Linked DNA regions of Homo sapiens: region 1 is linked to region 2. The links are chromatin loops, found by intact Hi-C in ENCODE. Cell type or tissue: PC-3. All regions are shown on one strand. Links, peaks and the distances in the headings refer to the core of each region. The heading gives the core; the rest is flanking DNA.

Region 1 (17,144 bases), core at 30-8,029, 75 kb after region 2:
AATAAGAGAAGACGGAGTGCCTCCTAACCTCATGAACAGCATTACAAGAAAAATATGTCATCTGGGCCCGGTGGTACACACCTGTAATCCCAGCACTTTGGGAGGCCAAAGTGGGTGGATCGCTTAAGCCCAGTATGGGCAACATGGCAAAACCCTATCCCCACAAAGAATACAAAAATTAACCAGGCATGGTGGTGCACACCTGTAATCATAGCTACTCAGGAGGCTGAGGTGGGAGGACTGATTGAACTCAGGAGGTTGAGGTTGCAGTGAGCTGTGATCGTGCCACTGCACTCCAACCTGGGTGACAAAGCAAGGCCCTGTCTCAAAAAAAAAAAAAAAAAAAAAGGAAAGAAAAAGAAAAATATGTCAAGGGGAATGTGGAGTATATAAAATGACAGTGTGCATACTTCATTGTTTAGGAAAAGCACTCCTGGATTTGGAAGGACAGAGGCATTCTAGTCACCAGGAGGGTATTGTGTACTCTCCATGGGTTGGCACAATACCTCATGAAGAATCTCCACGTGCATGTTATCTAGGTCCATGCTCACCGGGCAACTTTCCACCCATCAAGCACTCTGGGGACTGTGATACTAAGGAAGATATGCCCTATTCCCACCACTAGAAATGAGTACTCTCCATTCTGACACATTGCCTGTGATCTGTATTATCTTCTTTGGGGTATTAAAAACACTCAGGAGGCTGAGGGCCAAATTCTGGATCTCGAAGTAATCCCTGTTCACTGCCCTTTCTGACCTCACTTAGAGGGAAAAAAATTATACCTTCTTTGATGCCATATTATCCTTCCTTCCTTTCCTTTTTTCATTTCTTCCCTCTCTTTCTTTATGTGGGATGTAACCAAACACTTTTAGGCTCAAGAGCAGAACTAAACAACAGAAACGTACTATGAGTCACACATGTCGTTTAAAACTTCCAGGCTGAGTGGCTCATGTCTGTAATCCCAGCACTTTGGGAGGCCAAGGCAGGAGGATTGGTGGAGGTCAGGAGTTTGAGACTAGCCTGGGCAACACAGTGAGACCCAATCTCTACCAAAAATAAAAAAATTAGTCAGGTATTGTGCCACTCACCTGGATTCCCAGCTACTCTAGTAGCCACATTTTAAAACATTTTTTTAAAAAAGGTGAAATTAACATTTTTATTTAAGCCATTCAAGATGTTATTTTAACATGTAATCTATATTTTGAAAAGTATTAGATATTTTACATTCTTTTGTAGTAGGTCTTTGAAATCCGGTGTGTATTTTATACTTACAGCATCTTTCAATTTAGACCGGCCACATTTCAAGTGCTCAATAGCCGCATGTAGCTAGCGGCTACAATATTGAACAGTGCAGCTCTGGAAATTTAAAAGTGAGTAAGATATGATCCCTATTCTCAACATTTCACAAAGGGAAGTCTCATCATGTAAACAGATAAAATATAGTACAATTTATGTGGCAAGGTAATATTTTGAGATAAAAATCAAAGATTTTCTTTCCCGGGAGTTTCTTCTTGCTCTTTGTTCTTCCACCTATTGAGTCCTTGCTACTTCTTATTAAGGGCGAAAAGGATAAAGATGAGAACAAAGTCTATATATAAATATATGTATAGTTTTTTGAGAACTGCCTGCTGGGTGCAGTGGCTCACATCTGTAATCCCAGCACTTCGGGAGGCCGAGGCGGGTGGATCACGAGGTCAGGAGTTCGAGACCAGCCTGGCCAACATGGTGAAACCCCGTATAACTGTATGTATATAATTGTATGTATCTATATGTTTGTGTTTACAAGTACATATATATATATGTAATTATTTTTAATTCACAGAAGAGAGTATGGTCTTGAAATTCTGGCTTTCAGAGTTAGCTTTTCTGAGAGGAAAAGGGCTTTTTGAACCAAAAGCTAAAAACCAGAAGGATTCAGAGCATGGGTTGTTTTTTTTTATTATTTTATTTTGTTTACCATAAATGACAGAGCAGAGAGTAATACAAAATATTCTAAGAACATTTTTCTCATTTCAAGACAAATGAAAGTTCTTTCTTCCAGCTGGTGGGAAAAGAAGTATCAGAAGTGATGTGACTAGAGCTCTTGGGGGAGCTTGGGAAAGGGCTCCCTTCACTACCCCCACTCCCTTGAGAGCCCTGGGAGTCAAGAGGGGGCAGAACAATGGAAATCTCGGAATAAGAACAATTGGAGGGACTCACAGAGCAGACAGGACCCTGGCCTGACTCTGGTGGGTGCAGTCCCTCATCCAGCTTCATCACCTGAGTGGAGAGTGGCAATGGCTGGAGAAGTCTCTGGAGCAGGTGAGGACCACTACCCAAGACCCTGCATTCAGCTTGGAGGATGAACATGCTCAAAAATTTCCTGTGTGGCAGGAGGAACACAGACATGGCCTGGAAAGGAATTTCTTCAGCATGGAAAAGACATAGAGTGGCCTGTGCAGACACTACCTGAGTGTGAAAGGCACAGGAGACTGCTAATGACCAAAGCTCAGGTGGTTTATCAAGCAGAGGACAATGGGAGCCATAAGCCAGACAACCCTCCCCACAATGCCTCTCCCAGCATAGACAAAAGAGGAGAAAAGGGGCAAACATTGCAGGAACTGAGTTTCAATCTTGAAGGGACTATGAAAACTCTGAAAATGACTGAGTTCACCTTGAACTGTCAAGATTCAAATTTTCCACATCTGTGGTCATGGGGAACGTGAGAGTTGGGTAAAGTTCCATTATAGAGCCATAAAGGAAATGAGTTCTATGCCTGAGTTTTGTAGGACTACAGATTTTAGTACTTATTAAAGTTATAGATGTCATAACAAAGGAATGGAGGTATGCAGGAGCACAGAGGAGGAAGATACTTACTAGGCCTGTAGGCCTGCAGGAAAGATGCCAACCAGGAGATGCCATTTGTACTATGTCTTAAAGAATAGGGGTTTGTAGCACTGAAAAGGGCAAGGAGGGAAGTCATTCCACAGACAACGGGATAGAGGCATGAAAGTAAACAGCATGTTTAGGGAACTCTAAAAAGTTAATGGCTGCAGTCTTGAGGAACATAGTGGGTGATGACTGCTGAAATAATGTGGGAGCTAGGGCCTTATATTCTCTGCTAAGGAGTTTGGGCTTTTATCCCGTAGGCAACTGGGAATACAGATATTAAGCAAGAATGTAATTTTTAGCGTGATAATTCTGGTGGTAAAGGATAGATTAGGTAGGGGTGTGTTTTGTGGCAAGGAGAGGACCTAGTAATAGTCTAGGTCTGAAGGAAGATTAACTAAGGCAGTAGGAATAGAGAGGTGAAACTGGGCTGAGATCTTCATGAGAGTGAATCACTAGGACTGGGTGAATGCCTGGGTATAAGGGTGAGGGAAAAGGAGGAATGGAGGATGATAATGTTTCAGCCTTAGGAAACCTGGTAGGTAGATGGTGATGATACTAACCAGGTTAGGGAGAATCAGCAAACAAAGGGCATATTTCTTAGGGAAAATCATGACCAAGAAAAGGGATCAATTTGAGTTACCTATGGGACATCTGGGTAAAGATGTCAAAAAGAGAGTGAGACATATGAACCTGCAGGTCAGGAGAGAGGTAGGGAGTTAAGAGTTAGAAATTCCTAAGTCGTCATCATTGAGGTAGGAGTTGAGGCCATGGGAACAGGTGCCATCACCAAGGGGGACATCGTAGAGGAAAAAAGAGAGAAGATAAAGAATGGGCAACAGGTGAACTCGTGAGATTATAAATTGTAAGGGCAAGAACTCTATGGTTTTTTATTTACACTCTATTTCTAGTACCCCTAGCACAGGGCCTGATTCATAGAATGTGCTTAATAAATACCTGTGGAACAAATGAATCAACCCAGTAAGAAACTGCATGTGTAGATGCCTTCTTGCTGCACTCAACCAAGTCCTACAAGCAAGAGATTTATTCAGAACTGGTTGGAATGCAAACATAAATAGAAAAAAGAAAATAAAGGTTTGTTAACAGAAGTTCTGTCTCCTTTGCCTGTGGGTGGCCATCTAAATTGACTGAGAGTCCTATAATTTGGAATATTGCACGGCTGAAAAAGCTAAGAGCTTTTGTACTCCAAATAACAACAGCTTCAGTGGTAGCAAGATTGGTGTCTCCTGGGCTTGTCTGGCACCTTCTGTTAAGAGTTCTCTCTAGCCTACAGAGATGAGTCAATTGGTGCAGGTCACATTATGAGTCATGTCTGAATTGCCTCAAGGCAGTGGCTGTTAAGCTAAGGGATAGGGAGAAGGGCAGAGCACACAGACAGCAGGTAAGAGACCAAAATCTTGAGTTGAAAGACTATATGGAGACAAGATCTGTGGTTAGGTTATAAAGACATAAACTTAACCAGAAGAAATTAGGCCTCGTGCCCACTGAATTTTTAAAGGAACTGTATTGCTGAAGAAACCACAAGCCTGGTTGCAACAGCCTGAGCACATTCTAGCCTGTGAGAAAATCCATGGCTCCCTGATAGGCAATGAACCTGGAAATAGCCAAGGGCCACAATATATAAGGAAGATTTTCCCAGAGTGCAAAATAAAGGTTTTACAACATGGAATAGGGAGTCCTCTCTATACCTGTTCGGCAGCATGTAGATAAGTGGTGTGAGCCAGTGGCTGTTGTGTGTTTTGCTTCTCCCCTTTCAACATGAGAGTTTTCATTGCAGTTTTCCCGCTCCTTTTTATATCACTATATAATGAGTATGTTGGGGGCAGTATCTTGCCTTTAAGCTTTAAGAGAGAACTGCCTGCTGGGCATGGTGGCTCATACCTGTAAGCCCAACACTTTGGGAGGCTGAGGTGGACGGATCACGAGTAGCTGGAGATCAGCCTGGCCAACATGATGAAACCTCGTCTCTACTAAAAAAAATACAAAAATTAACTGCACGTGGTGGCACATGCCTGTAATCCCAGCTACCTGGGAGGCTGAGGCAGGAGAACTGTTTGAATCTCGGAGGCGGAGGTTGCAGTGAGCCAAGATGGTGCCACTGCACTCCAGCCTGAGTGACAGAGCAAGACTCCGTCTCAGAAAAATAAATAAATAAATAAAGAGAGAACTGCCTGAACTTGAGCTGATGATGAGTCTGGCTAAGACCTTGGGACCATATTCCTTGGGAGGATAGTGGGTGTCTTAGATGTTTTAGTAAGAAAGATGTGTATAGATGTTGGGTAGGCAAGTAGCAGAGTCTGTCACAGGACTGAAAAGAGAATACTCACTAGATTTGGAAAGTAAGAGCACAGCGATGATCTTAATGAAAGTAATTTAAGTAGAAGTAGTGGGTGGGGATTGCAGAGAAGCCAGCTTTAGGAGCAAATGGAAATTATAGATTTTTTAAGACTTTGCTAATGAAGGGACTATACTGATCATCACTTTCCTGATTGCCCCAAAAGGCTTCTTGGTAGGGATTCATTTCTCTATTTTTATCCCCAGTAATTGTCTATGTTCAACATTTACCCCAAGTTTTGCCTATGTTCTCTCCAGAACAAAGAAAAGATGATTTCTAGAGCCTTTGCATCCTAGAAACCAAGTCTATTGGAATTGACTCCTCAGCAAGGATCATGCTACATATGTTGAAAGATAAAGATCAAGAGCCACATATTTAATAGACCAAGCAAAATCAAGCCACCCCGCTAAGTATCTCTCCATAATTTTTACTAAATTTCTTTTCCTCTTTTGGAGAGAACTAAAGCCAGAAATCTTCATTAGTGACTGAGGAGTAGAGGGGGCAATATAAGAATTATATATGCAATGTTTTTGTACATCTGAAAAGAGACATGGGAGTTACACATAGAACTCCTATGGATGAAGAGGATCTTAAGATGTTATGCACTTCACCTGCCAAATGATACCTAATTCATTCACTAGCAGGCTATAGGAAACAAAGGGATGAAAGAGAAAAGACCAACTTTCTTAAATTTGGGAAAATGCCCTTTTAATTAAGGGATGAGGACGGTTCAGTGCTGTTGGTAATAATTTTGTTGAGATAAGTAAGGCAAAAAAAAAAAAAAAAAGCCTCAACGTGTTCTCTGCGGATAGGACACAGAAACACATAAAGGAGAAAAACAGTGAACCGTAGTTCTTACTGCTCACACTTTTCATCAATGTAAAATGCATCAGCAACAAAAGATACGAAGGAAAAGTAAAAAATACCACTCTTTCCAAAATACTTTGTGACCTGGGTCATCATTTGTGACCTCTAAATCACAGTCACAAATGATCCCTTCCCCACAACAACAAATGCTATCAGTGGAAGAATCTACTGATGTCAGCTCACCAAATTCCACAGAGTAGCCCCAATGATGAGGCATTGACACCTACCGCAAGGTGTCGAGTACATTCTTTGAAAGCCAACTCTGCATACCACATTGCAGAACTGGTATGGGACTTGCTGAAACAGCCTATGGCTCACAGGTTGCCTGTGCAGTTTTTCTTCCATCATTTTCTTCTTTCTTTGAAAGGCAGCCATAAGGACCTCATTGTCTATCTTCTCCACCTAGAACCATAGAAAAGAAAGACTGAAAAAGAGGCTAGAGAACCGCTCTTTAAATTGCCTGCTATACTGCTTCAAAAATAAAGGAGCTTATGTGCATAATACTACTTTGCATGCAATTCGCTTTTCATAGAAAGTTGCAAAAGAGTCTCTCCTCCCTCTAATCCTCTCCTATTTTGATTCGTTCTTCAAAATTCCCTGCCCCTTCTCTAATAAATTCCTTTAACAAAAATTCACTGACCTAGACATAGTCTCTGCCCTCTTAAGCTCATAGTTTAGTGAGATAGAAAAATAGGTAAACAATTATAACACAGTGTGATAAATGCTATTCCACTTCTTTTATTTTGCTCAAAGACGGGCTTCCTGGATCTGGAATCCTTGCTTCTGTGTGTCCTGATGTCATTCCTACCTCCCGATTCCAACTATATCCCTCGTGCCTGCCCTGCCCTGCTCTCTTTTCAGTCTTACTGACCTAGGATTCCAAGTCCATGAGCAGCCAGCTTAGAATCATCAGCAGGTGAGCTTTTCCTTTGGCTACAGAAACAAGTTAATTAACAACAAAATGAGCCAAATCTTCCCCTTTGTTAGGTATACCTTTAGAACCTGCAAACCACATTTTTCAAACTGTTTCTTTTGATCTAGAAGCTCTTGAGTTGGAGGCACAGGACATTTCAGAAATATGATATTTTCTTTCATTTCGTCTTGGGTTTTTTGTTGCTGAATAGTCCACTGTCCTAAAAATGAGTAACACAAAAACTTTACTTCAATGCTCTGAGAGAGGAGAAAAGAAATTTAATGAAACAAATTCTAGAAATTTAGAGGAAGGGATTAGCCAGTTTAAATTGTGTGCCTCATGTGTTTAGGACATGCGAGGAGAGCTATAATACTACGAGCGGTCAGGATAAAATAAAGGGGTAATAAATTTGTCTTTGGATGATTTGAATCATGAGGCTAAGGGGATGTGAGTAAAAGGAGCATAATATATACTTGCTTCTCCACAATCAATGCTGTAATGATGAGAAATAATTGTGTTGCTCATAGGAAATGTTTTTATTTCTAGCCCCAATGCCTATCAGCAAAAACAGACAGGCATTAGAAAATATTAAGTAAGGAATGATGGGAAATGACATGACATTTGTAAAACACTTCAAAATTTTCAGTTTCCTTCCTTATTTGATCATTATAGCACCACCACGTAATAATTAACACAATTTTACAAATAAAGAAATTGAAGTTCAAATAAGTAACTTGCCCCATATCACACACCTAGTAAGTAAAGAACTAAGATTACAAACCTGGCTTTCACCAATGCTTTTTGTAAGTGACAAGGCAAAATACTTGGAACATGTATCACTCATATACCACCCAATGAAGAAGAGCAAAATTTGGAGATTAAGAGTCTATGATGTCTTGTTTTTCCTCCCTTCCTCCTTTCTCCTCCTCCCATTTCCCTCCCTCCCTCTCCTTCCTTCCTTACTTCCTTCTTTCCTTCCTTCCTTCCTCCTTCCTTCCTTTTTTTCCTCCCATCCTTGTTTTCAACCTGTTTTTGTCCAAGGGAGCTCCTTACTGGACTAAATATACAGGTGGACAAATGAAAACCAAAAAAGACTTGTTTTCTCTTGGTTTACTTTTAGTTTGACTTAAGACCAAGTATACTAAAATGACCTAATCCCTGGTTCATTATCTAATTGAATGGGCTCAATTTAACCACAAAAAGCAGGTGACGAATTGAGGGGAACTCACTAGAGAGCCAAGTTGTAAATCTGAGAAAGTAGGAGGGACAAAACTCCATAGCAGAGGAGTTGCAAAGCCCAGAAACTACAACAGAAGACTGTAAATTAACTTTGGGGAGCAATAGCTCATATTTATAAGGTGTAATATTAGAGTTCAGTTTACTTGAGTTCAACAAACATTTGCCAAGCTCCTCCTACATGTCAGGCACTGGGCTGGGCACTGGGGACCCAAAGATCACAAACTTCTGCCGTTGGAAATGCCTACCAGGAAGGATTAAGAGTGGCATAAAAGAGAGGCCATGCCTAACTTTGATTTAAAAAATAAAATTATTGTTCTGATGGATATTTGATATTCCTTATAATGATAACTCATCTCAAAATTATCCATTTTGTTAATGAAGATCTTAATCTGATTAAGACAGGGCAGGTTTGCCTGAACCTCTAAGGCTTCTATGGAATAATATGCTTAGTCCTCAACTACCAAAAGTGCCATCGTGCGGCAGAGCAAGAGACTTATATGACTCAAAATTGTCAATAGCTGGGAGCATTGGCCCACCTTATGATTTCAGTTAATTTAAAGCAATGCCACACACACACACACACACACACACACACACACACTCTAACAAAATAATGCCACAAGTTTTATAGGAGATCCATGTTTCTTTGTATCCTGTTCCCCTAAGCTGGCACTGGTGTCAGTTTCAATACCTACATTCACTGTTTCAAAAACTAAGCGAAAATCATAATCTTGGTTCTTATGCTTGTGTATTCTTTTTATCCATGTTTTTTTTTTTGCCACTGTGTTTTCTGTGGGATGTAAATACAACATTTATGGCGAACTCTCGCTCACTCTAATCATTTATTCCTGCATTATTTTTACAAACACATGGTGAAAATAAGGTGTCCTTTGAAATTTTGCCTCTGAATTTTTGTACCTCTTACTAAATCCATTCTCCACATTATAACCAATGATCTTTCTAAAAACACAAGTCTGATGTTAACTTTGCTTAAAATTCTTTAAGGTTCCCTATTTGTTTCAAGAAACTCTCTGTACTCTTTCACGTGATTTATAAGGTCTTGCATAATCCAGGCCTTGCGACAATCTTATTTCTTGACGTTTTCTTTCTTTGCCTGACTTCTACCTATTATCCAGTTCTCCATTTATGACACCTGTGATAAGCCCTTCCCTGACTTCCCAAGTCTGGGTTAGGTGCCTCTCCGCAGTGCTCCCAGAGCACTTTTCGCTCTCCTCTATCATCACTAATCTGTGTGCTCGTCAAGGTCCCCCATTAGACTTTGAGCAGGAACAATGTCTATCTTGTTTATTGCTGTAGTCCTTGCACCTAGCACAATGCTTGGCACGTCATGGGTGCAATATGCATTAGTTGAATGATATCTATATCTATCTCTATCTCTATCTCCCAAGATGGCATTTCTTTCTTTCTTTCTTTCTTTCTTTCTTTCTTTCTTTCTTTCTTTCTTTCTTTCTTTCTTTTTTTTTTGAGACAGAGTTTCGCTTTTGTTGCCCAGGCTGGAGTGCAATGGTTCGATCTTGGTTCACTGCAACCTCTGCCTCCTGGGTTCAAGTGATTCTCCTGCCTCAGCCTCCTGAGTAGCTGGGATTACAAGCATGGGCCACCATGCCTGGCTAATTTTTTTTGTATTTTTAGTAGAGACAGAGTTTCTCCATGTTGGTCAGATTGGTCTTGAACTCCCAACCTCAGGTGATGCGCCCACCTCGGCCTCCCAAAGTGCCGGGATTACAGGCGTGAGCCACCGTGCCCAGCCCCGAGATGGCATTTCAATAGTATAATTTCCTAGTTAGCTCTAGGGCTCTGTTAAAAGGATCTCTCCAGATCCAAATTCCCACGTGTATCCTGATGAGTTTAGTCCCGCTGAATGGGAGATACTTGAGTGTACCTCACATTACCAATGTATAACTTCATTGGCGAGAGGGCTCAAGGTAAGTAATTTTAGCGTTCCTAATGCTGTCAGTGACAAATAAATACAATAAAACTTGATAAAAGAAATAAGTTAATCAGATGGAATGTGTCTACACTTGAGTGCTGCATCTGAAGAATTAGAAATGTATACTTTTCCCCATGGCTTGGGCTTGAGTTTTACCACTGCCAAAATTCCATGTAATTGCCTCTTAGACAATCAAGGTTATTACAAGTAAATAAAATTGTGTTTGTGTATGTGTTCACAAATAACCCTGATTGTCAAAAGAGAGCAAAAAAATAGCTCACAAAGGCTTATGATCTAACAAAGAACCAGAATGTTTGATCCCTCCTCTCTCCTTCTGTCTCTTACCCACATCCATACATACACGCTCACACCCAAAAGAAGAAACAATGGGGAGAATTTACTTTCTAATTTGATAGAAAGTTACTCACCTAACGAGCGCCAAAGGCCTCGCTCCTTTTTCCTTGCCATTTCCTCCTGTACTTTACAAAGCATATCTTCAATGTTCATAACCACCTCAATGAGGTCAGCCCGGGCTCCTTCAATCTCTAACTCTGTCCTTCCTGGGCTGATAATTTCTGTGATGGAGACACTTGAAGTTTTCTGAAGCTGAGACAAAATGTCATGTTCCTTTCTCCCAAGGTACAGAATATGATTATTCTCAATGATGTGGTGGTTCTGGAGACTCAGGATTCTTTGGATCCATGCGTGGGCCTCATACATCTCTTCCACGTTGAATCCCATCAGATTGATGGCAGGAGATCTAGCTTCAAGCCCATTTTCTCTTTTCTCCTCTCTGGTTGACTGGGGGACTGAAATGACTATAATAAGCAACCATGGAAGACTAGCAGTTTTTTGTTTTTTTTTTGAGATGGAGTCTCGCTCTGTCTCACAAGCTGGAGTGCAGTGCTGCGATCTCAGCTCACTGCAAGCTCCGCCTCCCGGGTTCACGCCATTCTCCTGCCTCAGCCTCCCGAGTAGCTGGGACTACAGGCGCCCGCCACCAAGCCCGGCTAATTTTTTGTATTTTTAGTCGAGACGGGGTTTCACCGTGTTAGCCGGGATGGTCTCAATCTCCCGACCTCGTGATCTGCCTGCCTCGGCCTCCCACAGTGCCAGGATTACAGGCGTGAGCCAACGTGCCCGGCCGACTAGTGGGTTTTAAAACAGTGCAGAACAAAACACCATGGCCAGTGTTTTACCCCTATGATATTGTCACCACTGTCAGCAGTAGCAGCTTCAATTAAGTACCTATCTCTGAAAGCTGCATTGGGTATGAAGGAAATCAACCTGTATCGTTTACAGCCTCCTTGGGAACACAGAGTTTAGCTTGTAATGGATTAGCTTTATCGTCTCTTGCCTCTGCTATGTTGCATTTGGCAGTTCACAGATGAGTTCACCTTGTGATCTCACCCTGGATGTTAACTAAGTATTATTTCCTGCTGAATAGGATTTTCCTTAACCTCTTGCTACTAGTTTTAAAATCAAACATCTCTGAAAGACACAGAGCTTGAAGAGTCAAAATTATTTTTTAAAAAACAAACATGAATCTCTGATTTTAAGAATAATACATGTTTATTATTTAAAAATTGGGAAATTATCGACATATAATGGAAAGAAGAAATACCTGTAATTCCACTACTCAGGATTCCTCACAACCTTATGAGAAAGATACTAGTAGTTGTCCCATCTCACCAACAAGGAAACTGATTCACAGAGTCATTAAGTAACTTGCCCATGGCTATAGGACTAGTTAGTGGTGGCCATGAAGCTAGTAGGTATGGGCATCTGACTCCAGTGCTCCCACATATGCCTCCCAGTGAGTAATATCTGAATAGCAGTGGAAATTCTCATCTTTCTCCTGAGATCTCAGTTGTGTGGTACAGGAGCTACAAAAGAAGTATAAGGACAGACCTAGAAGTAAGATGGGGAGGATGGCCTTCCTCTGAGTAAAGATAAAAAAGACAAAAGCCAAGGTTTTAGACAACAGTAAGAAGTAACCCAGGTTTTATATTGGAGGCATACTTTTTTTAAAACCCTTGTTCTGTCTAGGAGATTATATTATTTTTTAGGAGAAAATAAAAACAATGCATAGTGATATTGCATTTATCCATTATTATCAAGAGAAACTTCTTTTTCTTCTTCTTCTTCCTCTTCTTCCTTTCTCCTCTCCCTCCCCCTACCCCTTTCTTCTCCTCCTCCTCCTTCTACTACTACTTTTTTTTTTTTTTTTTTTTTTTAGAGACAGGGTGTCACTATGCTGGTCTTGACCTCCTGGCCTCAAGCAATACACCCACCTTGGCCTCCCAAAGCACTGGGACTACAGGCATGAGTCAGCATGCCTGGCCAATAATCATAATAATAATAATACTAATTTTTTTTTTGAGACAGAGTCTCGCTCTGTTGCCCAGGCTGGAGTGCAGTGGTGCAATCTTGGCTCACTGCAAGCTCCGCCTCCCGGGTTCACACCAGGCTGTCGCCCAGGCTGGAGTGTAGTGGCGCAATCTCGGCTCACTGCAGCCTCCGCCTCCTGGGTTCAGACGATTCTCCTGCTGCAGCCTCCCGAGTAGCTGGGATTACAGGCGCCCACCACCACACCCGGCTAATTTTTGTACTTTTAGTAGAGATGGGGTTTCACCATGTTGGCCAGGCTGGTCTTGAACTCCTGACCTCATGATCTGCTCGCCTTGGCCTCCCAAAGTGCTGGGATTACAGGCGTGAGCCACTGCACCCGGCCAATAATTATTATTCTAACTTTAGTATATGTGTTGGCAAAGCGAGCACTATTCTTCTAGATAAGTAAATTGTTCGGATCACTAAAGGATAACTCTTCTAGCACCAAAATACACTGAATTTTAACTCTGAGTTATCTATTTATTTTTTTGAGACCAAGTCTCCCTCCGTTGCCCAAGCTGGAGTGCAGTGGCACAATCTCAGCTCACTGCAACCTCCGCCTCCTGGGTTCAAGCGATTCTCCTGCCTCAGCCTCCTGAGTAGTTGGGATTACAGGCACACGCCACCATGCCTGGCTAATTCTTTTTTGTATTTTTAGTAGAGATAAGGTTTCACCATGTTGGCCAAACTGGTCTCGAACTCCTGACCTCAGGTGATCCACTTGCCTCGGCCTCCCAAAGTGCTGGGATTACAGGCATGAGCCACCGTGCCCGGCTGAATTAAATATTTCTAATGATAACGTACCACCTCTCTGCCTTCCTAAATAGTTTTTTGTTTGTTTGTTTGTTTTTTGTTTTTTTTTGAGACAGTTTCCCTCTTGTTGCTCAGGCTGGAGTGCAATGGCGCAATCTTGGCTCACTGCAATCTCCACCTCCCACGTTTAAGCGATTCTCCTGCCTCAGCCTCCCGAGTAGCTGGGATTACAGACATGTGCCACCATGCCCGGCTAATTTTGTATTTTTAGCAGAGATGGGATTTCTCCATGTTAGTCAGGCTGGTCTCGAACTCCCGACCTCAGGTGATCCGCCTGCCTCAGCCTCCCAAAGTGCTGGGATTACAGGCGTAAGCCACGGTGCCCGGCCCTTCCTAAATAGTTTATTTAACCTTTCCTTGATAATCTGAGATCATCATCATTAATCATTTTGTTTATTTGTCACCCAGGTTGGAGTGCAGTGGCACAATCATGGCTCACTGCAGCCTTGACCTCCCCGGGCTTAGGTGATCCTCCCATCTCAGCCTCCCAAGTAGCTGGGACTATAGGTATGCACCACCACACCTGGCTAATTTTTGTATTTTTTGTAGAGATGGGTTTTAACATCTTGCCCAGGCTGGTCTCGAACTCCTGACCTCAAGTGATCCACCTGCCCTGGCCTCCCAAAGTGCTGGGATTACAGGCTTGAGCCGCCATGTCCCTTGATTAATCATCTCCATGTTAATTATTGTCCTGTGCTATATAATTCCTTTACAGATGTCCGCAAGAATTACTGAATTAAATGGTGACATTTGCCGCCATTATTCAGATTAATGACATACAGACCTTTTTATGTTCCTTTTTTATGTTATCCTCACCTAAAACTCCTCTTATGTACCCACCATGGATTCCCTGTGGTTCCCCAAACATGCACTGGATTTCTTTGCTCCTGTGGGTTTTCTCTACCTTGGATGCCCCACCCTACCCTCTCTGGACATTGGAAATCTTGCCATGCTCAAAGCCCAGCTTAGAACCATCTCATTCATGAAGCCATTCTTGATCTTTTCCAGTCAAAAGGAATCCCTTTCTCCCCTTAGCTAACTGGGGAGTTTGTCTATCTTCCCAGTCATTATTTATTGCCTGGCATTTGTTTAATGCTTTCAATTTATAGAACACTTTTACATACATAATCTATTATCCTCACAATGTCTGTTATTATCATCATTATACAGATAAATAAACAGGATCATAAAAGGCACAGTTCCAGGCCAGAACTGTTAATGCTCTCCTTCCTTACTTACAGCACTGCCAGGCCACTGAACATTCCATCTCAGTCCACCCAAACTCCACTAAAAGAATGATGTTATATGCCTGTAATCCCAACATTTTCGGAGGTGGAGGCAGGCAGATCACTTGAGCCCAGGAGTTTAAGACCAGTCTGGGCAACATGGCGAAACCCCGTCTCTACCAAAAAAAAAATTAAATAAAATAATAAAATAAATTAGCTGGGTGTGGTGGCATGTGCCTGTAGTCCAAGCTACTTGGGAGACTTAGGTGGGAGGATGGCTTGAGCCTGTGAAGCAGAGGATGCAGTGAGCTGAGATCACGCCACTGCACTCCAACCAGAGTGACAGAGTCAGAACTTGTCTCAAAAAGAAAAGAAAATATGCTCGGCATCAAAATTGACTAGGGAGCATTCAAAATAGATATGCTTGGCCCAGACCCAGAGTCCCTGAATCAGCATCTGTAGAGTTGGGACAAATACATATTTTGGGGGTTTTGCGTTTGTTTGTTTTTTAAAGTTTCCATCATGATCCCAGTGATTACTTGGGTTTGAGTAACACTGAGTTAACCCATTTATCTGGCATTACTGAGATGTGTTTTCCATAATTACAATAAGTAACCCTATTTAGATGTTCAGAGCAGAAAGAGTGACTGAATGCCAGTTTATGGAAGCCAGAACTTTTCCTTGGGAAAAAATTATAGATATCTATTTATGAATCAACCACCCACATCTTGGATTATCCACTGCAACTCAACCTTCCTCTGTTCATATCATGAAACTGGACCAAGCAAGAAAAGAATCATGATCAGGGTAGAGAGTAGGCAGGTATCCAAGCAGGACCACAATGCAATACCTTTGGCTTATTTATTCTTCTTCTCCCCTCCGTTAGTTCAGATGATCAAGAATAGAATGAGCCAATGGTGGGCGACCCTACTTATTGGCCTGTGAATTTCTTACTCACCACTGTAATTGTTCAAACTCAGCATCTTGGACCTCTTTGCCATTTCAGAACTGAAAGCCTACAAGAAGCAAAACAGAGCAGAGAGTCATAAGCAGGGCTGATAGCCATTGTCATCAAAGTCTCCCTCTCTGCACACACAGCACTTGACTTCATCCACTCTGTCAGTCCCATTCCTACTACCACAAATCTAAAGCAGCCTTTAGGAAAGTCCCAGAGAAGAGGACCTCAGTCTATTAGAACACGGAAAGAATAAGCATAGGAAAAATGGAGATGAAATCAAAATCTGGTATAAATAAAGAAGACTATACATTCCGAGACAAAATATAACCGTGCATTCATTCAACAGATTTTAATGCCCTGCTTGTGCTAAACTAAAGCTGTGGATATGTCACTGAAGAAGAAAACTATAGGTAACTAATAAAACACAAATTCATTTAAAAATGGTATACACACCAAACTTGGTCTGTAAATTGAATAATAAAATAATCTGTTTTATGTAAGTTAATTCCTATAGAGTGCTTAAAATTGTTCCTGGCTTGTAGTAAACATTAAGTACATGGTAGCTATTGTAATTGTTATTATATGAAAGTCTATAGACAAAGATTTGTGCATATTGCAACACAGATCCATTAACATAATGTCTATTAGAAATAACACATCTCACTTAGCTTTTGGAGCCATGGTATTCACTGTCTTCCTTGTTCAAAGTAGATACAATTGGCAATATAGATGGTCCTGACTTACAATGGTTTGATTTAGGACTTTTAGGCTTTATTGATGGTGCAGAAGTGATATACATTCAGTGGAAACTGTACTTGGAATTTTTAATCTTGAGCTTTTCCCAGGCTGTTGACATGTAGTAAGATGCTCTTTCATGATGCTGGGCGGCGGCAGCAAGCCAAGCTCTCAGTCAGCCACGTGATCACAAGAGTAAACACTGTATTCAATAAGTTACATGAGATACGCAACACTTTATAAAGTAGGCTTGCGTTAGATGATTTTTCCCAACTATAGGCAAATATAAGTGTTCTGAACATGTTTAAGGTAGGATAGGCTAAGCTATAATGTTTGGTAGGTTAGGTGTATTAAATGCATTTATCTCACTACAACTTATTTAGGAAGAAAATACATGCTTATTAAAAGGCTTATTAGAAGATGTATACATTATGTCTGCACACATACCTCCATGTGGATATAATGTAGTGTTAATGCTGAAAAGAGCCTGAAGGAATGGTCAACATTCACTTTTAATGTAAATTACTGTGTAAAATAATCCTCTTGTTTGAGTTACAAAACTGAAAGATGTATCATTCTCTGTGTTTCTGTTTAATGGTTCAGAACAAGGCTTTGAGGGCAGACAGACACCAAGGTTGATCTTGGTTTGGCCATGTAACTAGCTGTGTGCATATTAACCTCTGGGTTATGTTTTTGGATTTGTAAAATGGAGACGACAACAGTGGCTTCATCAAAAGATTAAGGGGAGAAGGAGATAAGACACCTTCTCAGCACAGTGCCTGACAGACACAATACATGGCACTATATATATATATATATATATATAT
Region 2 (15,488 bases), core at 5,233-13,232:
TGGAGAAACCTGTAAAAGGAAAATGATGATTATGAAATTCAATAGACTAAAAGCCAGAAGTGAGGTGAGATACTCAAGAAGGCAACCAGGCATGTACTTGGTGACTTCTAGGGTGATTTACACTTCTAAAGATGAAGCAGCAAGTACCTAAGTGGCATTTCCATCTTTGGCAATGTTGTCAGTGATCTTGCACTAATCTGTAGTCAAAGCCCAAGGAAAATAATTTCAGAGAGCAAAGTTTTATATACATCAATTCTTGGAGTAAGACTCCCTATCAAAACACATTCTTTGTGGACTAAACAGGTAAAGGAACTTTCACAAATGTGAAAACTAGGAAATTCTGTATTTTAGATACTTTGTTAAAGACCAAAAATGCTAAGGTTTTGTTCAGTGAAAAATGATTCCAAATTAAAAACAACTACAAAAATACCCATTTATTTTAATATCCAGAATCTGCAAGAAATTCAAATCAGCAAGAAAAAAAAATCCCATCAAAAAGTGGGCTAAGGACATGAACAGACAATTCTCAAAAGAAGATATACAAATAGCCAACAAACATATTAAAAAATGCAGCTGGGCGTGGTGGCTCACGCCTGTAATCCCAGCACTTTGGGAGGCTGAGGTGGGTGGATCACCTGAGGTCTGGAGTTCAAGACCAACCTGGCCAACATGGTGAAACCCCGTCTCTACTAAAAATACAAAAATTAGCCGGGTGTGGTGGTATGCGCCTGTAATCCCAGCTACTCGGGAGGCTGAGGCAGGAGAATCACTTGAACCTAGGAGGCAGAGGTTGCAGTGTGCCGAGACCGCGCCACTGCACTTCAGCCTGGGCAACAAGAGCAAAACTCCGTCTCAAAAAACCAAAAAACAAAAAATAGATGTTGGCATGAATGTGGTGAAAAGGGAACACTTTTACACTGTTGCTGGGAATGTAAACCAGTATAACCACTATGGAAAACAGTGTGGAGATTCCTTAAAGAACTAAAAGTATATCTACCATTTGATGCACCAGTCCCATTCCTGGGTATCTACCCAGAGGAAAAGAGGTCATTATAAGAAAAAGATACTTGTATACGCAGGTTTATAGCAGCACAATTCACAATTGCAAACACATGGAACCAGCCCAAATGCCCATCAATCAACAAGTAGATAAAGTCACTCAGGACTGGAAAACCAAACATCAGATGTTCTCATTCATAAGTGGGAGCTAAGCTATGAGGACGCAAAAGCGTAAGAATGATACAATGTACTTTGGGGACTCAGGGAGAAAGGGTCGGAGGTGGGTGAGAGATAAAGGACTACACACTGGGTACAGCGTACACTGCTTGGGTGTTGGGTGCACCAAAATCTCAGAAATCACCACTAAACAAGTAACTCATGTACCTAAACACCACCTGTTCCCCAAAAACCTATTGGAAAAAAAAAAAGAATCTCATGGACTCCCAGAGAACTCACAGACCACACTTTGAGAACCACTGTTTTAAGAGAACTGAAAGGATAGTCTCCTAAACAGTATACTAATTGTATGAAGCCTAATTTCAATAAGCTTTACAAATTCTTCCTTCATGCTATGCTTTATTTGCAGTCCCATCGTAAATGTGCACCTTCAAGCTATGCTCTAAATTTGCTTTTTAAATAATAAAGAGAACCAACAAAAACAACAACAACCCTGTTTCTCCAAAAACAGATAAAATTCTAACATTTTAAATTTTAACAAAAATTATCTTCCTGTTCACCTTACCATTGGTTGCAATACTCTTTTAATTGTATTTTTTCTGCCAATGTCCCAAAAGCATAGTCCTTACCTTTGCAAATTCTGGAGGTGGACTTTTCCCTCTACAGAGATTAGACAAAGCCCATACTGCATTCCGGGTCATGGTCAGGCGGTTTTGCTTTGAAAATAACCTAAAAGCACGATGGTACAATGGTAAACTATGTAACAGACAGTGATTATCTGATGACATAAATACTAAATAATAATACTTTTGATAAAGAGATGTCTTCAGATAGCTTTTCTCCAGAACATTAAAACTTCATTAATTCTGATGCAAGTAATTCAGAATTCAGAATTTTGGCATGGAAAAAGATAGGGTGCTTGAGGAAATGATCTAAACAAGAAAATATCTGGAATTAAAAATAACACTAGAAAATCCAAAATGATTTCCAAACATGTAATGCTTTCTGAGGAATCTCTTACATTTTTATTCTCAAAAAGAAAAAAAAAGGAAGAAGGAAGAAGAAACTTACTGCAAAAGAGGGGGAAGGATATTGCAGTCTAAGACATAGTCCCTGCACATGGTACTATCTCCAGCAATGTTGCCAAGAGCCCAGACTGCCTGTGAAAGAATCATTCATTAATAAAGGTTACATAGTTTAATTCCCTCATAATTCTTTCAGATGCCAGTATATCACAATAACACGTTCATCAGGGAGTCAAATGAAACAGTTGTAGGATTGGGGGAGGAAGATAAATAATATCCTAAAGTGTACAACAAACAGAAGGTATTCGGTTTATTAAAGGAAAGAACTAATTCATTTTTGTTTGTTTTTGTTTTTTGATACAGAATCTCGCTCTGTCACCCAGTATGGAGTGCAACACAGTGAAACTCCATCTCTACTAAAAATACAAAATTAGCCGGGTGTGGTGGCAGGCGCCTGTAATCCCAGCTGCTTGAGAGGCTGAGGCATGAGAACTGCTTGAACCTGACAGGCCAAGGTTGCAGTGAGCCGAGATTGAGCCAATGCACTCCAGCCTGGGTGACAGGGACAGACGGAAGGAGGGAAGGAGGGAAGGAGGGAAGGAGGGAAGGAGGGAAGGAGGGAGGGAGGGAGGGAGGGAAGGAGGGAAGGAAGGAAGGAAGGAAGGAAGGAAGGAAGGAAGGGAGGGAGGGAAAGGAGGGAGGGAGGAGAGAGGGAGGGAGGGAGGGAGGGAGGAAGCAAGAGAAGGAGGGAAGGAGGGAGGGAGGGAGAGACGGAGAGACGGAGGGAAGGAGGGAAGGAGAGACGGAGGGAAGGAGAGACAGAGGGAAGGAGAGACGGAGAGAAGGAGAGATGGAGAGACGGAGAGAAAGAAAGACGGAAAGATGGAGAGACAGAAAGAGAGAAAGACAGAAAGAAAAAAAGAGACAGAAAGAGAGTATTTTCTTGCTTACATAAGAAAACAGTGAACAAAAAGAAACTTGCTTTCTGTACTTTTCTGCACAAAAGTGGCAAAGACTAGCCACTTTCTTTTTTTTTGAGATAGGTCTCACTCTGTTACCGAGGCTGGAGTGCGGTGGTGTGATATCGGCTCACTGCAGCCTCAGCCTCCTGGAGCTCAAGTGAACCCTCCCACCTCAGCCTCTCAAGCAGCTGGGACAACAGGCGTGTGCCACCATGCCCACCTACTTTATTTTCTGTAGAGACTGGGTTTCGCCATGTTGCCCTGGCTGGTCTCGAGCTCCTGGGCTCAAGCAAGCTGCCCACTTCAGCCTCCCAAGTGCTGGAATTACAGGCAGGAACCACAGCACCTGGCCTACTTTCAACACTTGAAATTTCTACAAGAAAAAACCTCTATCAGTAACTGCTTACATGGTCTAAAAAAGTACATATACAGGGCTTAAAGAATGTCAGGTTTGGAAGGGGAAGATTATTTTATGTGTCTAAGAGAAATTCTGCCTACAGTCACTAAGAAATTTTCTATTTGGTTAAGACTAAATTTCTAGAACACTCCTTTGTGACAATCCATAGATTACCAAAGCCAACTGGTGAAACTCAGCCCCTTATTATGTTGGGAAATTTTGTGGTTTTTTTTGTTTTTCTTTTTTTGTTTGTTTTGTTTTTTTTGAGACAAAGTCTTGCTCTCGTCACCCAGGCTGGAGTGCAATGACGCGATCTCGGCTCACTGTAACCTCCACCTCTCGGGTTCAAGCAATTCTCCTGCCTCAGCCTCCCAAGTAGCTGGGATTACAGACACGTACCACCATGCCCGGCTAATTTTTGTATTTTTAGTAGAGACGGGATTTCACCATGTTGGCTAGGCTGGTCTCGAACTCCTCGTGATCCACCCACCTTGGCCTCCCAAAATGTTGGGATTACAGGAGTGAGCGACATGCCCAGCCAAAAACTTTCTTTCACCTGCTTCTTTTTGTTTCATTTTTACCTGTTCCTGGACATCTTCAAACTCTGAGCTGAGCAACTCTATGAAGATGGGCACAGCTCCTGCCTGAATCACAATTCGGGTCTGAAGAGAATTTCCTGAAGCAATATTTGTCAGTACCCAAGCTGATTCAAACTATAAAGATAAAAATAATTTTCATTATCTTTTTAGAATGTAAAAGTTTGTTTACTTATAACAGTAACATTTTCTGTACATGAAAAAAAGATTCTGAGATCATTATTTGCACATAACCTATCAGTTGAGTACTATATTAATTTTAAAAGAAGAATATCCAGAAGAAATACCTCAACCTAGAAGAATATTCAGGGTGTCTAAAATTTCAGTTCAAGAAAGAGTAAACATGACACCATAAAAAGAATGAGAGAGTGTTACATATGCTGATATGGTATGATCTCCCAAGATATAAATGAAAACAAAATGCAAACAGTGTACATTAATATGGCATTATACCATATTTTCTAAAAGCGTTAAAAAGGAATATATGCATTAATTTACTTATTGCACAGATTATCTTCAGAATGAGTTAGAGGAAACTAAATACTTGTTGCCTGCATAGAAAGGTGATGGTAACTAGGGAATAAGGATGAAAAAGATACTTTTCACTGGAAAGCTTTATGTGCCTTTTAGCCTGTACCATGTATGTTATCTAATAAAAAAGATTTAAAAACTTCTGTAGAATGGGCAAAGTAAAATGGGGGGAGAATGTTAGTGTGAAACATAAAATACAGGCACAGTGAAAAAGGCAAAAGGTATCAAATGATAAGTAGGTGAAAGGAGTTAACAGCACATAATGAAAAGAAATGACAACTTCAAAGAATAAGAGCTTCCAATAAATGAGAGAGCTCCAAACCAAAATACAGAGATAGGACTTTTTGGGCATTCTTAATAGGGAGGGAAAAATGAAGGTAAACTGACTAAAGGTTGATATATAGCATTACAGCACTGGTAAACAGAAGATATAAAGGAAATTATGGCCAACAAAAAATAGAGCATATTACTAAAATATATCTCTAACACTAACTTGACTCTTTAGCTTAATATTGAGAAATCCAATAATGAACTCTTTTCTATTTAGTTAAGAGTTCTTAATTACATTTCAGGTTGTTTCTTCCACCATTCTGTCTTCTATTTAATAAAGCACATACACAGAAAAAAAGAAAAATTCCATGGCATGTCCTTTAAATCAGAGAAAATAACAAGTCGTCATCAAATGACCTGTGATTCTTCTAAGCTTCCAGATTAACTAAAAGGTAGCTGTCAGGTAGAAAACTAAATTCATTAATCTTTGGGAATAGAGGAAGACAGGAAAATGGGCCATCTGATCAAATCACGTTCAAAGCCATGTTAGTGATAGAAAATTCATAGCAGAAGACACATAACCAATGGATGTTCCAAAGAAAACTATAAAAGTGACATACATGAGTGAGGTAAGGTGGTTTAGTAGCAGCAGGGAGGCCCAGAGTAGGAGTACTTCGGTTAAAGAGCCCGTATCTGGTCCCTTTTTGTTATAACAAAAATTCTGGGGACTTACAGATTAAACCCCAGATATCATGAAATAAAAATTCTTCCCATATTTATCTCTATGATTAAATTACTAATGAAAGCAACACTCAGTCCCTTTCAGTACGTCTGAATTAAAACTTGACATTTGTACCGTACTTTATATTTTCTTTTTTTTCTTTTTTGAGACAGAGTCTCAGTCTTGTTGCCCAGGCTGGAGTGCAATGTCACGTTCTCAGCTCACTGCAACCTCCACCTCCCGGATTCAAGTGATTCTCCTGCCTCAGCCTCCCAAGTAGCTGGGATTACAGGCATGTGCCACCACGCCCGGCTAATTTTTATATTTTTAGTAGAGACGAGGTTTCATCATGTTTGTCAGGCTGGCCTTGAACTCCTGATCTCAAGTCATCCTCCCATCTAGGCCTCCCAAAGTGCTGGGATTACAAGCATGAGCCACCGCACCCGGCCACTTTATATTTTCAAAGTACTATTCACATACTCGCAGATGATCCCTACAACAACCCAGAGATGTAAAGTATCTGGCTTTTCTTGTGTACAAATGAGGAAACTATCTGAAAAAAAATCCAACAATTTGACTAATGACTCGAGTAATGTTACACAGTCAAAGACAAGGACTAAGTTACAGCCTCCTAATCTAATACATTACGAAGCCCAGTCATAGTTTCCTGAAACATAATGCTGACCCAGAAATATTTCATTTGCTTGTAGTTTGGATATCTAGTTCAAGAAATTTTAAATAACAGTATGCCAGATTATTTATACTAAAAAAGAAAAAACAAGTTCACCTAAGATGTAGTTTCTTTTGCTTACTAGGAAAATTAATTTGTAAACCAGAGTCATATGATGTAAGTATAAAAGCAAACTGTCCCACCACAAGGCAGGCTCAAAGTTCAATAAACAGTCATCAGATACTGCAAACATAAAGTCAAATAAATGAAAACTCTAAGGAAAAGCAATCTGGAAAAAAAATAAGATCAGAATACATACCATCTGTATACAAGAAAAAGATTACAGTGAGATTTGGATGCAAAAGAAATTATAATAATAACCTGGGTATACAGGGATATAGTACAGAGTTATTGGTGAGAAAAAATTACTTAGAATTCTAATTGGTGCCAGCGTTCAAACTGCTATTTTGAGTTTAGCACCAAAGATCTCAGGGGAAATGAGGGAGAATTCCAGAAGCTACACAAGTTAATAAAATAGAGAAGCAAAACAATTCAAGTGACAATGACTAAGAAAATGAAAAGTAAGTGAATAACAGCCTGAATACAGATGGTAAAAAAAAGAAATTATTACATCTTAGCAAAAGAATAACATGCCAGTTATGCTTATCACTAAGTAGTACACAATGATGATAACCTCTCAATGCAATTCAGGAATGAAAATCAAAAACAGTTTTGCTATTATTGGGGATAGAAGTAGATGGGTAACTGTAACAAGAGGACCACTGAAAATACAACCATATTCATGCATTAATAAGGCAATAAAACACACACACACAGGGTGCTGATTACTTTGCTGTTTTCACTTTGTGAAAGCTAATCAAGCTGTATTTGTGAAATTTTCTACACCCATCTATACATGTGTGATATGTATGTATGTTTATGCAGGTATCCACATATGTATGAGAGGAGGGAGTAAAAAACAGAATTTCCCTGAGTATAGGCCTCTGTTAATGTTAGAAGAAGTAACTGTTAAACGTATTTATGTTTTTAAAAAATTAGATGTACTTTAAACTACATAACTTCCCTTTCATCATAGTCTGTACTTTAAAGCTGTATTCCACTGAGATTTGCCATCTATTTTTTTGTTTTTTCTAAATGTTTCAGCCTTGGGTACTAGATTAGAATTTAACATGAAATAGTTGTGAAATGGGAAAGCCTAGAATTGATGGCAAACACATATGCATAAAGTTATGATAGAAACAGCCAAAAAAATTAATTAAAGTAAGCAACCCTGTTACCAGGAAATCATTAACCTGGGAAAAAAAAAAATCTAAGAAATGGTATTGCCTGAAGTAACAAATGGTGGCCAAATAAAATCTTCACTTCTTTTGTTGTTTTAAACTACTATATTCTTAATATCCAAGAATGGCATCATACAAGGAAACAAGCTATCATGCAGCTGGAACTACTTATAAACTGTAATTCCACTCATTATTTTTCACTGTCCTGAACTCACTAAATAAGGCTACACCTGAAATCTGCACACTGAAGGTTTGATGTTTTCTCTCTTCCCTTTCTTAGTCTCTACCTTCTGGCGCTCAGTTCCTTAAATAAGGAAAATGAGAATCCAAAGCTGAAGTACTTCTGACCTCCTATCAAGTTTCCCACTCCAGGTTGAGGTACGCCTGGTTCCCTTTCTCCATTTGGATCAGGACTCTGTTGCTGGCCACTTTGCCGGTTCCACTCTGGTTCCTAGCAAATGCCAGGCTCACCTGGAGAGCAAGTGAAAAGAAAGGCTCACATCAGAAAAATAAACCCAGATAGCAAACTCTGCAGAGAACAGTGCCTGAGTCATCTGAGCAACTTTCCAGGAAAGGCAGAGAGATCAATGAAGATGGGAAAAGACACAGGAGGATGAAGGCTTACTGCAGTTTATCACATTAAGCTTTTAGAGGGGACAAGAAAGGCAGAAAAGGGGAAACTAAGCCAATGTAATTCAAATTTACAACTTTTCAAGGATTATCTGTCTAATATTTGGAAATAGAAGGCAATATATTTATTTCTAGCTATTTTTATAAACTTCTATAAGAAAGTTTGGGAATGCCACATCTCAGCATTGCAAAGGACAGCACAAAGATACTGGGCCTGGACTCAAAGAAGCAAAAAAGTAGGCTCACAGACCATGCCATAAACCAGACCAGTCTCATGACAAGGGCTCAAGTCTATCTGAGACCTAGATGTCACTGAGCTTGAGAATGCGCTTAGCTAAAAGCCATTGTCTGCTTCCAAAATCCTAGATTCCACCCATGTTCACCTTCAGCACCTGGGTAGCAATGCTCAAAGCAGGCACTTTTATCTCCCTGGTTTGAGGTACCTTACTGACTTGGGAAGCCAGAAAGAACATAAAAAGACCCTTCAATAGGATTCACAGTTCTTTATCTATGGAATGAAGAAATTAAGTTTGTCCACAAGATTTATTAGTGAGCTGAGCCATCAAATTTCCTCTTGGCACCACATAGCATGACTCTCCTTCTGGAAGAGAAATGACAAAAGCCCTATTCCAAAGGTGCATTATTCAAGTTCTAGTAAGCAGGTAAGAGTATCAGGGATAGCTTACATCTGTCTGCTCTCCAAGAAGGCAGAGGAAGGAGTAACCTCCAAGCTTCCCAGAGCATGTCTAATTATTTGAAAGCATGGTAGATCATCAAGTCTCCTGGCTTTAAGGTCTCTCTCGATATATTTGCCCCCTTGCTTCTGAGGTGGTCAAAGGTCCCCACTAGTCACAGTGGAGGGAGAACACCATGGTGTCCTTAAATGTGCACATAAAAAAGCTAGAGATGGCCCTTAGATAACAAACAGTTGGTTATTTCTCAGAGTTAGGACAGCTAAGACTATCCTCATAAAATCATGAGGTTATCACTTCCGGAGGAATCATTTTGCAATATTTCAGCCTAATTATTAGTTTGCACAAGGGTGGAATCTGGGAGTTTACATAGAAGCAAATTAGAGATTTCTGAAGGCTTTCATCTTCAGATGTGTTAAAATACAAGTTCCAAGATTACAGAGTAATGAATTAAAAAAAGATGTAGAATGTCTTAGCCAGAAGAGGGCACTGTCGGAGAATGTACTTGTACTTTTTAAGGAGTACAAGGGAATGCAGAGATGGGGAAAGATCCATTTCTCCGACTTTTTTCATTTTAGATCTGAAAGGTTATATACCATCTATATTTAATGCATAAAAGAACTACCACCTAATAAAAACCGCCAGATCAAGGAGTAAATTCAGTATCTCTCATCTACTCTCATTCCCAGAGACAGGAAAGAAACACTTTTTTCAGCATGAACAAAATAATTTTCCCTACCTCCCTCTTCCTACAAAGCATTTCAAATGATAAACTGCAGTAAGGTTCCTCATTTGGTCCCTCTGGTTCTCGGCAGGTTGCTTAGGGGATCAGGCTCTGTTCTCTGCAGTGTTGGTTGTCTGGATTTCCTTTTATCCTGAGAAAAGTCTCTCTTCCCTTGCTCTCAGGGTGAACGTGATTATTTTTCAGGTGTCTGATGATCCTGGCCTTAGATGGGGACCAGAATTACAATCCAGGAGGCAGCTAGCAAAACAGAACCTTAATTCAAATGAGCATGGGAACTGGTAAGTGTCAAACTGGAGAAGAAAAACTGATGTGACATTGAAGTACTCTACCTTTTCTGGATTTCTTGTTTTTCCTCTGGAAGGAACTCATCACCGCAACAAAGAGTGTAAAACAAAGAGAAAGAAGGGATAGGAGGAAAGGAGAGAAAACATCAAGGCAAATCATCAAGTTGTATGAATAATCTATAATGGTGTAGACAGTAAGGAACCTGGGGACAGGAGCTATCACTTAACAAAAATGCCCCAGTGTCTACATGGCTCCAGCCTTAGAGTAAAGAACAGCACACAAGGGGTGGGGGATATCTTTGATTAACTAGTTTTTGGCAAATATTTACTTAGAAAGATAATCCCATTTTGTGATCAACTTGGTACCTAACCAATTTTTATAGCTGCATAGTCTCAGGGCCCAAGCCTTTGAGATTAGATCCTACAGGTGAGAATTTAGGGATCACATGTATTTGTAACTAATAAAGGCACTGACTCAGTTGGTTACTCCAGGGAAGTTTACTAAAAAATCATCAGTTTCTAAAAACCCAACTTTATCCAGGGGGAAAAAAAATAGTAGTTTAGAATTTCTAGGATGAGAGTCAGCTGACTGTTGGTTTCTTTTCTTATGAAAATTATTGAATACTTGGCTGGGAGCAGTGGCTCACACCTGTAATCCCAGCACTTTGGGAGGCCAAGCAGGTGGATCACTTGAGGTCAGGAGTTTGAGACCAGCCTGGCCAACATGGCAAAACCTCATCTCTACTAAAAATAAAAGAATTAGCTGGATATGGTGGTGGCTGCCTGTAATCCCAGCTTCATGGGAGGCTGAGGCAGGAGAATCACTTGAATCTGGGAGATGGAATTTGCAGTGAGCTGAGATCTTGCCACTGCACTCCAGCATGGGCGACAGAGCAAGACTCTGTCTCAAGAAAAAGAAGAAAAAAAAAAAAAAGAAAATTCTGAATCCAGAGATTACAAAATTTCCTCTTGGAATCCCTTATATAGTACAGTACTGAAAGCCTAAATTGACACAGCAATAAGTACACAGATTCCTGACAAAGTTATCTCCTTATCGGCTTTTTGTGGGGTGGAGGAAGAATTAATTAGGAACAGATTTGGGAATTAATAAGACTCTGATCTAGCCCATGTTACACCATCCTGAGAAAGCCACCAAGTATCATCTAAAACTCCCTCAACACCAAATTTTATGTAGCCCACACATAAGTTCCTGGCTGTAATGGCTCCTCTGCTGTAAACATTTCCCTATTAGAGAAGTATTATCCACAATCATAAACATTTTAAATGATTAAAAATTATAATAATAATAAAGAGTATAACGAAGGCCTACATGTTAACAAAGCTATGAAAGCAGCTTGCAATGTAGTTGTCAGGAATATCATTATAAACAAACTTAATTCTTCATACAGATAAAAATTAGTAACAAATTTGTGTACAAAATAAAAATTTTCAAAAGGAATTAAGTTATGAGGCAATAAATAAAAATTATTCGCACCTGCAGTGTACAATTCTCTTTTCGTTTGAGGAACTCCACAAACCTGGCCACTACTCCTGGTGTGCTGATAACTTCATCAATAGGAGGGTTAGGTTCTGTTTCCCCATAAAATAAAAGAAAAAAAAAATCCTTTGATTTCAATGCAAGAACTTAACAGCTCAAAACTTCTTAACATCCCTCCCTCCATTTACCATCTCTCATGCTGGAAATCTACCTAAAACAAATGAAATGTCAAATTGGGTTTATCACTTTGAGGACAGGGTAGTCTGAAATGTTTCACAATGAAGACAAGTCTCAATATGAGAATAAAGGATGGGAAAAATTCTTAAAAATTAAATTACTGCCTCCACTTTTTAGAAAACCTAAAAAGCAGGGGGCAAAAAACCCCTCAAAAGACCATTGTTAAGTGTTCTGGTATACTTCCTTCTAGCCTGTTTCCTGTACATGAGTTTTAAGTCTAACTGCTCTTGTCTGTTGTAAATCATCTTAAGGAATTGCATTACAAGATTCTCAATAGGCCTGCAGAATTTAATTTTGTACCTGTAGGAGCTAGCAAGAATTCACGAAGATTGACTTGCCAACTTAGTCTCACTTTCATTCATGATAATACAGTATCCTATAAATGATGTCACTCAATAAAAACTTATAAGGCAAATAGGAGGGAAATGTCATAGACAATCAGATTAATAACTTCAGCCAGAGACTGACAAAGTTACTGACAATATGCGTGTGGCAATGCCAGAAAAATGGCAATTAGATCACAATACTACTAGGGAGATTCTTACCCAAGTCGATGGCCTTACTGAAAGAGGTGACTAATGGTTCAATGTTCATTTGGAAAGGACTCTAATGACATGTCATTTACCTGGTTGAACATTTATATTAACCACGCAGGTAAGCACAAAAAAACAAATTTGATGATTACAATAAACTAGTTAATATGCTGAGTTACAGAAATAACACAGAAAAAGAACAATAAGTCAGAATAGGCAACAACAACAACAAAAAAAAACAGAAATAAAGCAAAGTTCAGCATCTAAGTTTTTTAAATGGCAATTTTTAAAAATCTACATGACTTCACAAACAAAACCTAACAACAGTTCGTGAACAAAAGCACTAGGGAGTTTAGTTTGCTGAAAATTCAATAAAATATTACTATGCCATGACTATCAAAATAACTAGCTACCTTGGACTACATTATCAAAATAGACACTCTTAGGGCAAAGAAGGTAACCTCTCACCATACCCTACATTAATAACAACACATCTGAAATATTGGATTCTAGTTATCACATTTTTAAGAGGTATGCTGGCAAACCAGAATACATGCAGGAAGGTAGCAGAATGGTGAAAGCCCTTAAAAAAAAAAAAAAGCACATTACAGAAGAAAACCATTAAGCTTAGCATGTTGAAAGAGATAAGACTTTTTTAAAAGGGGTGAGGAAGTGTACATTTCCTTCAAATATTTTTAATAAGCGGTCTGCAAAAGACAATATTTTTTTGTCATAGTAGTAGTTTTTTATTCCACTTAACCTCAAGGGATATATTAAATTTTTTTAAATCACTAATGACTCTAAACAACCATAACTTAATACTGGGGGGTTTAAGTATTTACTACCAACGTTATAATCGGGTTCAGAATTCTTTTTACTTGCCCAGGTTGATAACAAGTATCAGATTCCATTCTACACTAATTATATCAAAAAAAGTACTTACCAGCCGGGTGCGGTGGCTCATGCCTGTAATCCCAGTATTTTGGGAGGCAGAGGCAGACGGATCATGATAGGATATCGAGATCATCCTGGCCAACATGGTGAAATCCTATCTCTACTAAAAATACAAAAAAGGCCGGGCGCAGTGGCTCACGCCTGTAATCCCAGCACTTTGGGAGGCCGAGGCAGGAGGATCACAAGGTCAGGAGATCGAGATCCTGGCTAACACAGTGAAACACCGTCTCTACTAAAAATACAAAAAATTAGCTGGGCACGGTGGCGAGCGCCTGTAGTCCCAACTACTTGGGAGGCTGAGGCAGGAGAATGGCGTGAACCCGGGAGGCGGCGCTTGCAGTGAGCCGAGATAGCGCCACTGTACTCCAGCCTGGGCGACAGAGTGAGACTCCATCTCAAAAAAAAAAAAAAAATACAAAAATTAGCTGGGGGTGGTGGCGTGTAACTGTAATCCCAGCTACTCGGGAGACTGAGGCAGGAAAATCGCTTGAACCAGGGAGTCGGAGGTTGCAGTGAGCCAAGATCGCGCCCAGCCTGCACTCCAGACTGGCAACAGAGCCGTCTTTAAAAAAAAAAAAAAAGGTAATCACCCTGCCCACCAGTAAATGCATTCCTAACTTTCAGTGGTAAATTGCTAACATTAAAATCAACAATCATAACTCTTTCAAGGAGTATTTTTAAAGTCACTCTATAAAAAAAAGTCAGTCTCTCAATTTGAATTAACATGATACTGACTACTATTCACTATAAAGTCTTTTATAAAATAACCCAAAAATGAAAATAATTCTGTTTTCTGATCCTGGTGAGATCCCACAAATAAATAGGAAACTTAAAATTTAGGCATGGTTCACAATTACATATATGTCTGTATTTTTATTCTTTTATTGATAAAAATACTCCAACACAAATTACCTGTGGTATGAAAAACAGACTATGGGAAAGTAATTTTGTAGAGAGATGAAAAAATATACTGAACATATTCATAGCTCACCTTTTGAAAGCAGCTTCCTGAATTTCTGTGTTGCTGAAAGCTGTTGCTCTGGGCTTTTGGAAAATATCATTTCAATCATGTCAGAAGTGATGACACCACCCTGCGATCACAAACAAAAAGAACATATAATAAATTATCACCCTTAATTCAAAGGAAAGAAAGATAACAGATATCATGGCCAAGTTATTAAGTTAATCATACTTCCCCAGAAGTTACATAAAGGTAGGACAATCTTTACATATAGAAACGTGTAAGATTATTAATAATATAATGAAGCCAAATTCTTTGTCTATCATTAAAAAGCTCACAGTAGAAAGTGATCTTACTAGTAAATAAGACAAGGAGCTTATTGCTCTTCCCCTCCTTGCTCATCACATAGCTGGCTATTCTTTCTTATCAAAATTAAATGTTAAGTTTTAAAAGATGGCTTTTCAAGACCTCCAAGCCTAAAGTAGCCACTTTATCTCTATCACAGCACCATATTTCAATCGTATGCCCCAGCCCTTATTACACTCCCAGATATTTTTCTGTGTTCCTCCAGTATACTGTAACTTCCTTGTAAGCCCAAGACCCTGTCTGTCTTACTCTATCACTAAGGGCTGGTGTACTGTAAATGCTCTGCAATACTTATTGAGTGAGTAAATAGAGTGGTCCTGTATAAATCCAGCCACTGCCAAATTCAACAGCTGACTCTTAAACTTATTTAAAATTTCTTTCTTGTTTTATTAAAACTTTCCAGTTTCCCACTACCTTCTTGCTTTATTAGAATGTTTCCATTTCCCACCATAACTCATCCCCAGTATTAGCAGTTAATTTTCTTCTCAGGGTCATTTGTCAGAAAGAAACAAAGTTCTTATTTCATGAAGGGTAGCAGTCAACAAGATGAATTGTGAAGAAAGCTGCACTAAGCTGTAAATGCTAGATGACTGGTAAGCAATACCTAAGAATCCTCATAGGGGAATATATGACGCATTCTACTCAAGAATCAGAAAAGTAACTATTTTCAAAATTGCAAGACTGATTCCTAAATCAAGGTTTCTATATGATTTGTTATGAATATGTTTGCATAAACACATTCATATATATATATACACACATTAAGCAAATATCTTTTTCTTCCCTCTCTCATCCTCTTATAGCAAGCTGTACTGACTTTACATTACACTATTTAAGTATTGTTAACTTTACATTATAATATTTAAGTCACAGGCTATCAAGGACAGGAGTGAACATCACCCAAAGATTTTGCATCCTCTTCCGCAGAAGGAGTTAGTA

Evidence for each region. Peaks named below come from ENCODE experiments on the same cell type or tissue, not always from the same donor. Only the 100,000 strongest peaks of a DNase experiment are listed, where the experiment ranks them.
Region 1: a loop joins it to region 2, with 6 times the contacts of the local background. A loop is called at or near these places in 3 of 110 quality-filtered maps.

The regions. Positions count from the first base shown.
Region 1 is chr3:122,529,850-122,546,993 of GRCh38, forward strand. It overlaps PARP9 (poly(ADP-ribose) polymerase family member 9), which reads right to left. Exons shown (of 11, transcript NM_001146105.2): 7 at 15,583-15,640; 8 at 10,623-11,003; 9 at 7,085-7,224; 10 at 6,319-6,493. LOC105374071 (a long non-coding RNA gene) reads left to right here. Exons shown (of 5, transcript XR_001740869.2): 4 at 1,275-1,370. Among named protein-coding and RNA genes, the nearest start is that of KPNA1, 23 kb to the left of the region's middle. RefSeq lists a silencer at 4,033-4,327. In PC-3, for the core only: no CTCF peak of the experiment used is centred there; a DNase peak (open chromatin) is centred at 4,232; H3K27ac peaks cover 1,649 bases.
Region 2 is chr3:122,449,729-122,465,216 of GRCh38, forward strand. KPNA1 (karyopherin subunit alpha 1) reads right to left here. Exons shown (of 14, transcript NM_002264.4): 4 at 14,214-14,313; 5 at 11,496-11,590; 6 at 4,142-4,273; 7 at 2,248-2,336; 8 at 1,806-1,905; 9 at 1-9. Among named protein-coding and RNA genes, the nearest start is that of WDR5B-DT, 41 kb to the left of the region's middle. In PC-3, for the core only: a CTCF peak has its summit at 9,448 (motif pointing right); a DNase peak (open chromatin) is centred at 9,493.